2 separate regions of the Homo sapiens genome follow, and region 1 is linked to region 2. The links are chromatin loops, found by intact Hi-C in ENCODE. Cell type or tissue: heart right ventricle. All regions are shown on one strand.

Region 1 (4,000 bases), 98 kb after region 2:
TAGCGGGCATTGTGAAGCACCATGAGAATGTATAAGGGAGAGCTCACAAATGCCTAATTCCTTAGCTTCCTAATACAGGCACTGAACAAGAAGTAACAAATTCCTCAGGTGATAAATCATTTTTTAAAATAACGGATTCATGCATTTCCACAGAGACAGTAATTATTTTAATTTCCTGGAAACAGGGTAATAGGAAAGGAACTTACGTTATCAGGAAAAACAGCATTCAGAAGCTATCTTGCATTTGCTAAAGTTGCCTGACCTCAGAGTTCATACAAAGGCTGAGTGGTACTGCCAAATTAGCTGGGCAGGATGGAAGGTAGACTAGAAGAACCTGGATTTGCCACACTTTGCCATAACCTTCCCTGGGACAGAAAATCCAGGGAGTTAAGTAAGTTTCCACAATAGACCACAGGGCTGGGAAAAGAAAAGGGACAGTGGTGATCTCACTACCACTACCCTGGAGTTCAGAGGATTTTAACACGCTTCTAACAGGCTTTCTCAAGCATGAGTTCACTTGATCATTGTGAAAATCCAAACTGTTTACAGACCAATGTTCCCATTTACAGAATACGGTTTACACAAGGGGTTAAGGAACTTGCCTAGAATTTGGTAGACTCAGGCTTAAAAATTGTTCTCTGTATTCTAAGTGTTTTCTCCACTAATCAACATCCGGCAGGTTCATTTTTGATTAACAAAGGGCCTTCCTAAAATATCAATGAAACACACATATATGCATAATATCCTTGCTGTTCTTTCATGGGAAAACACCACATTCTTAAGGCTTTGTTTTTTATGTGTGATGTTACACACTTATTATTCCTAAAATGTTAAAGGCCAAACTGTGAGAGCTTTCACATAATAAAGTGCTATTTCTAGTGCTAGAGTTTTGTTCTTGGTTGACCAGTTTATTCTAAGGTCACGAGAGCTGGATTATCACTTTAGCTTTGTCTTATTTTGCTACCTTATACAAATTCTTTACTGTTCTTTCAGATTTTGATGAGATCTTCCTCTTTCAAATGGATATCAAACACAATTTGCACTCATGAAATAGTATTCCATGGAGTCTTAAGAGAAGTGATGTGGCATAAAAGAATCAATTCTAACTAATGGGGCTATTGAGTACCTATTGAACACTTACCATGTGTTTAGCACCATGTAGTAAAATAAGAAGTGATAAAGGTACCCTAAAAACTCACATGTTGGGAAGGCAAAATAAAAACCAGGGACACAAAATATTGCATTCTTGATGCTTTGTTCTTATTTATTTTTAAACTTTTTCTTAGAAATAGGATCCTGCTATGTTGCCTAGGCTGGTCTCAAACTCCTGGACTCAAGTGATCTTCCTACTTCAGCCTCCCTGGTAAGTGGGACTTCAGGCATGCACCACCTCACCTGGTTCCATGAAGCTCTGTGGTCATAAATGACAACATTGTAAGACTGGACAATAGAAGACAGTAACAACTGTGTGTTCATGACAGCGTAGGTATTAGAGCCTCAGAAAAACTTTTAAATGCGATTTCTTCTAATGATAATGGGAAAAAAATGCAGAAAGTATAAAAGAAAAATAAAGAGCCCCAGTAATCCCATTATCCAGACATAAGATAACTATTGTTAAACAATAATGGTAAATTTTCCTTCTAGATTTGTTTCTATGCTTCTGTTCCCCACAATGGTTCCCAAACTGTGGTCCCCAGACTAACAGCATCAGCATCACCTGGAAACTCACTGGAAAAGCAAATGCTTGAGCCCCACTGCAGACCTACTGAATAAGAAACTCTAGGGGAAGACACAGCAATCTGTGTTTTAATAAGCCCTCCAGGTGACTCCGATGTATGTCAAAGTTTGAGAACCACCGACACATGCTAGACACACACACAGATACACACACATAACTTTTCCCCTCCCAAATGGGGTTATGGTAGACATACTGTTTAAAATTTTACATCCATATTTGGCACCAGGCTTATATTTTGAAAATCACCTAAATATTGCATAAATACTGTATTGTATGCCCGAATGCCTTGTACATCGGTGAACAACATCACAAAATGCTTCATAGAACTAATGCAATTAAACACCAAGAGTCAGCCAGACTAAAGCATTGCTGGCTGAATAAACAAGTCATTTAGTAACGTTGCGACCTTATGAAATCCATTTTAGAAATTCTGCATAGTTGCATAAGGCTTTTAGATCTTCTTTCTAAAAAATAAGGAACATCTGCATTAGCTTCTTGATCCTGCCTGTGAATCTATTTTGGGGTTACTTAGAAACTTGCTTTTGTTTTCCAACATTCTGGCACTGAGCAAACAGTTCTCTGACCCACCAATCTGACACACCGGAACTGTCACCTCAACACCCTTGTATTTGCCTTCTCCCCACCCCACCACAGCACAGCACTACTGTACAGATTCCAGAAACGCTATGCAAGCTCCTACAGCTTGTATGCAGGCCAGAGGCCTTGACTCAGATAGCAGAGAGAGGGTTGAAGCGAGGAGGAAGTCTGTGAGAATGGAAAGAAAAAAAAAAAAAACTGGGGTAAGTGGCACCAACATCCCATGGAGATTTTGCTTAATTTGGCCAAATTATTTTTCCAGTTCTGGAATACATCCCTTTCCAAATCTCTGCCAACCCCAAGGAAATCACAATACGGTAAAGCAGAGGAAAAAGTCAAGCTTTTCATTTGCTCAAGGTCACCCAAAAAGCTTAATTAGAAAAAAAAATTAATTCACAGTAAGATAAGAATATCTAAAGTGTATCATTGTTTCTTTAAAAGAAGAGAAAGGCTCTGTGACCTCGGCCATATCCTTGAACCTTCCTGGGCCCAGTTTCTCTTCTATTAATAATGAAAAGAATGGCTGGAGAACATGAATTTAAGAGTTGTCAAGTGATGGGAACAAAGGAAACCCAAGAAAGTGCAGGTATAACATGATTTTACAGCACCTATAAAAGATGTACTGGTTGGCAATCTCTCCTCTTAACCAAGAAAGAGTGCATACCAACTGCATCTTTCTTTGTTAGAAACCTCCTGAGCTCCCTGTAGCCTCAACCTCCTGAGCTCAAGTGATACTCCTGCCTCAGCCTCCCAAGTAGCTGGCACGCACCACCACACCCAGCTCATTTTTTTTTTTTTTTTTTTTGTAGAGACAAGGTCTCACTATGTTGCCCAGGCTGGTCTCAAACTCCTGGACTCAAGTGATCCTTCTGCCTTGGCCTCCCAAAGTGCTGGGATTATAGGTGTGGGCCACAATGTTTTGGCCTTCCAGTATTCTTTGAATAAAGAAAATAATTAACTAAATGGGACATAAGAAGGAGTAGAAATCAGAATGATCAAACCAACAATTTAGATTTTTTTTTAAGTTTATTGATTTCCTGACACGGGAAAAATATTATGTACAGTTCCAAAAGCAACTACTTTAACAAGTTCTGATTCTAAGTATGAGTGAAATATAAACTTCCAATGCAGAAGCAATAGTGTGTTTCTGTGGTTCACTTTTACCTTCAACACAAAGCATTAGAAATGCCTTTCTTCTAATGGGAAATTTCAACTAGTTCGACCTGCCTGCCTAGCTCCCCACCAAAGCCTGGCACAGTGGCTTAATAATCACATTTATCTCAGCCAGCTCCTGGAGCGCCTTTCAAACATATCCCTTAGTCCTGCTTTTATCTTATTACAATGCAATGTAACTATGGAAACATAGGATTTCAAGTTATATTTTCTCTCACAGATAAAGAAAGCTGCCTTTTATAACTCAATTCAATCTAAATTGTGTCGTTAGGGTCAACTTTTATTTTTTTTTGAAGAATGCGAAAAAGTAAACATTTAAGTTGAAAAGAATAAAAAGACAAGCATTTTCATAAAAACCAGGACACAGTTTCTTCGTAATTACAAAAGGCACCTCTTTCCATCTCTCACACTACTGTCTAATGGCCACAGGACATTGGCCTTCTTCAAATTCTTAAGTGACCTGTGTGAGGTCAGAGCAGAGGGCCCGGCTTG
Region 2 (4,000 bases):
ATTCATTCAAGATATATTTATTAGAGTCTACAATGTAGTAGGTATTGATCTCGGGCTGGGAATACAGCACTGAACCCAATGAAGTCCCGTCTTTCATGAAAAGTTATATTCTGGTGGGAGGAGACAGGCCATAAGAAAACAGTTAAGTCAATATGGTACATAGAATTTCCAATGGTGTTAAGTACTATGGAGAAACATAAAGCAATGTTAAGCGGGACAGTGAGTGAGGTGTAGGGGTATGTGTGGGTGTGAACGATATCTATAAGAAACACATCAGCAGAAGGCTGGACTGGGTTCCAGTGACTGCTGTTAAGCTACGTGATTGGGATGGTCCAATATTTCCAAATGATCAATGAGATTAAAAATGTTCGTGAAATATATAATGTAGAGAAATTCATAATGCACATAACCCCGAGAATTAGTCCTTCCTTTATATTTTAACTTAAGTAAAAGTTAAAATATAAACATACAGCATTTCCTAACAAGCCCAAAGAATCAAATACATTGAAAAATTATGATATGCTATACGTTACAAATTCTCTGTCAATTAGGTAGCCTCTTGGGAGGCTAAGGCGGGTGGATCACCTGAGGTCAGGAGTTTGAGACCAGCCTGGCCAACATGGTGAATCCCTGACTCTACCAAAAGATACAAAAATTGGCCAGTTGTGGTGGCACACACCTATAGTCCTAGCTATTTGGGAGGCTGAGGCAGGAGAATAGCTTGAACTGGGGAGGCGGAGGTTGCAGTGAGCCAAGATTGCGCCACTGCATTCCAGCCTGGGTGACAAAGCAAGACTCCATCTCAATAAAAAATTAAATAAATAAAAATAAAATAAAATAAAATAAAAATCAGGTAGCCTCATGCTTTGCCAGGTGATCTAAAAATCACAAAACAAGGCTGGGCACAGTGGCTCACACTTGTAATCCTAGCACTTTGGGAGGCTAAGGTGGGTGGATTGCCTGAGCTCAGGAGTTTGAGATCAGCTGGGGCAACACGGTGAAACCCCATCTCTACTAAAGTACAAAAATAATTAGCCAGGAGTGGTGGCGCAAGCCTCTAGTCCCAGCTGCTCGGGAGGCTGAGGCAGAAGAATCGCTTGTACCCAGGAGGCGGAGGTTGCAGTGAGCCGAGATTGCGCCACTGCACTCCAGCCTGGGCGACAGAGAGAGACTCTGTCTGCAAAAAAAAAAAAAAAAAAAAAAAAAAAAATCACAAGGCAGACTTTCGTTTAAATGTGAAGAGCAGGAAATATGAATGACATTTTCTGTAACCATGCTTGTTCAAATTTAGTGCTATCTAACACGTCTAGCAAATATACAGGCCAAACTGTACATTGATAAAAAGACCTGACGTCAATGTCTAAAAGTGATCTTTGCTGGGCGAGGCACAGTGGCTCATGCCTGTAACCCCAGCACTCTGGGAAGCTGAGGCAGAAGAATCACTTGAGCTCAGAGTTTGAGACCAGCCCGGGCAACAAAATAAGACCACAGCTCTACACAAAATAGATAAAATTAGCTGGGCATGGTAGCACATGCCTGTGGTCCCAGCTACTTGGGGGGACTGAGGGAGGAGAATCACTTGAGCCCAGGATGTTGAGGCTGCAAGAGAGCTGTGATTGAGCTGCTGTACTCCAGCCTGGGTGACAGAGGGAGACCTTGTCTTCAAAAAAAAAAAAAAAAAAAAAAGTGATCTTTGCAATCTCTGGTTCAGCAGAAAAGGGCCCTTAAAAGACTTTCTGAGGCTGGGTGCAGTGGCTCATGCCTGTAATCCCAGCACTTTGGGAGGCTGCGGCTGGCAGATCACCTGAGGTCAGGAGTTTGAGACCAGCCTGGCCAACATGGTGAAACCCCATCTCTACTAAAAATATAAAAATTAGCCAGGCATGGTAGTAGGCACCTGTAATCCCAGCTACTCGGGAGGCTACGGCATGCGAACTGCTTGAGCCCGGGAGGTGGAGGTTGCAGTGAGTCGAGATCACGCCACTGCACCCCAGCCTGGGCGACAGAGTGAGACTCCGTCTCAAAAAAAAAAAAAAAAAAGACTTTCTGAAGATGACAGCAAACTACACAGAAAAGACAATAAGTGAAAAAGAATCCCAATATTTTAGGGCTAAATTATCAAGCTACCTGTGCTATCTCTTCTGTTTTTCTCAGCTTCTCTTCCCAAGTCACTGTTAGTTCTTTTATCAGCTTTTCAGACTCTTCGAGCTTCTCCTTCAGTTCAGGGGCCTTCATGGCCTTTAAAATGAAATCAGAGATATCTGATGTTCAAAATTTTTCCACCATCATATACAAGACAATCAGTTACTGTCCCTCTTAAGCAGTTATCAATAGTCTGTTGGAAAAAATTAAGTTATATGCTGTTAGGGTGGGTTTTTAACCTTTATTAATCAAACGAATGTAAGAGAACATGGCTGTTCCCTGAAAAAGAAATACCAGTGTCCTGAATGAAAATGAAACAAATCATTAGTCATTTTATCCATTATACTTAAATTTCACATTTAAAGCCCTAAAAGATGCTAACGTTCAACTTTGAAATAGATAAGCAGGACAAAAGGTTACTTAAGCAGACTTCTTTTTCAATAAGACGGAGGTTAACACTCATCATCAATAAATGAATTCCAGTTAAATTAATCTGCTAGAAAAGGTAAAGACTTCTCATGTATTTTAAATTTTGAATCTGGGCCTTTAGACTACCTTTCTCCACTGATGGTCATGCATTTTGTTATTTATCATTATCATTCACCCAGAAGCAGCACAGCTGGCTAAAAAGGCAGTGGTTTCCCTTCTAGTTTGTTCAGGGAGAGTAACTAAGAGGTTTCAATACAGATACTTGCAGCTTAACAAAATTTTGAGGGGAGAGGCCTTTACTTGTCAATAATATGCTTTGACACCTTAAAGTAACATGAGCCTCTACAAAGTTAAAACTCTATGAACAAGAAAGATGGCAGAGCTTGGACAAGAAGCTGGGATGTGATGATCTGGAAGCTAGCTGAGTATGCCTGAGGCTCATGGTATTAACAGAGCCTGACAGTGGCATTTAGTGCTGAGTACAGTGGGACATATATGAAAATTATAGGCCAGGCCAATGGCTCCTGCCTGTAACCCCAACAGTTTGGGAGGCTGAGGTGGGTGAATCACTTGAGACCAGCCTGGCTAACATGGCGAAACCCTGTCTCTACTAAAAATACAAAAAAAATTCACTGGGTATAATGGCGCATGCCTGTCTGTAATCCTAGCTACTTGGGAGGCTGAGGCAAAAGAATCACTTGAACCCAGGAGACAGAGGTTGCAGTGAGCCAAGATGGTGCCACTGCACTCCAGCCCGGGCAACAGAGAGACTCTGTCCACCCGCCCCCGCCAAAAAAAAAAAAAAAAAAAAAAAAAAAAAAAAAAAAAAAAAAAAGAAACAGAAAAAGAAAATTCTAGGTGGACCTATGTGGCTGGCTCTTCTTCTGTTTCCTTCAGCCAGGTATTGCTTGAGCCATCTCGCCCAGATTATGTGGTCACAGTAAAAATGCAAATAAGTAGATAATCCACCTATAAACACATTGCAGAACCATTATACTTTCCTCCTAGCATCATGACTATTTTCAAGGTTTATCAGCATTTTTATTTTTCTGGTGTTTTGCTACCCTTCTTACAATCTATCTGAAAATTATACTTTATGCACTGAATGATTATAAATTATAATAAAAATCAGCAACATTTATTGAGAACTTACTATGTGCAAGGTATTGTGGTAAGTGCTTTCTAGTATCAATGTTAGGCTAGGGGTTGGGGATAAAAAAATCAATAAAACACAGCATCTTGTACTTTAAGAGCCACAGCCTGGAAGAAGAGAAAGATATATAAACAAACAATTACAATGTAATGCCAAGATCACCAATTAATAGAGTATTCAGACTCTTGGCTTCACCTTTTTGTTTTTTCAGTCTTCTATTGATTACTTTTTGATAAAATATGCTGATGGATAGAAGTATTAACATAGTGCCTGGCA

What was found. Peaks named below come from ENCODE experiments on the same cell type or tissue, not always from the same donor. Only the 100,000 strongest peaks of a DNase experiment are listed, where the experiment ranks them.
Region 1: it touches region 2 in a loop (2.7-fold over the local background); 3 of 110 quality-filtered maps call a loop at or near these places.

What each region holds. Positions count from the first base shown.
Region 1 is chr6:17,930,285-17,934,284 of GRCh38, forward strand. All of the region lies in intron 2 of KIF13A (kinesin family member 13A), which reads right to left. Among named protein-coding and RNA genes, the nearest start is that of KIF13A, 55 kb to the right of the region's middle. RefSeq lists a silencer at 3,887-4,000. In heart right ventricle, no CTCF peak of the experiment used is centred here; a DNase peak (open chromatin) is centred at 2,387; H3K27ac peaks cover 4,000 bases.
Region 2 is chr6:17,831,834-17,835,833 of GRCh38, forward strand. KIF13A (kinesin family member 13A) reads right to left here. Exons shown (of 39, transcript NM_022113.6): 12 at 2,128-2,238. Among named protein-coding and RNA genes, the nearest start is that of NUP153-AS1, 130 kb to the left of the region's middle. In heart right ventricle, a CTCF peak has its summit at 1,625; no DNase peak of the experiment used is centred here; H3K27ac peaks cover 1,592 bases.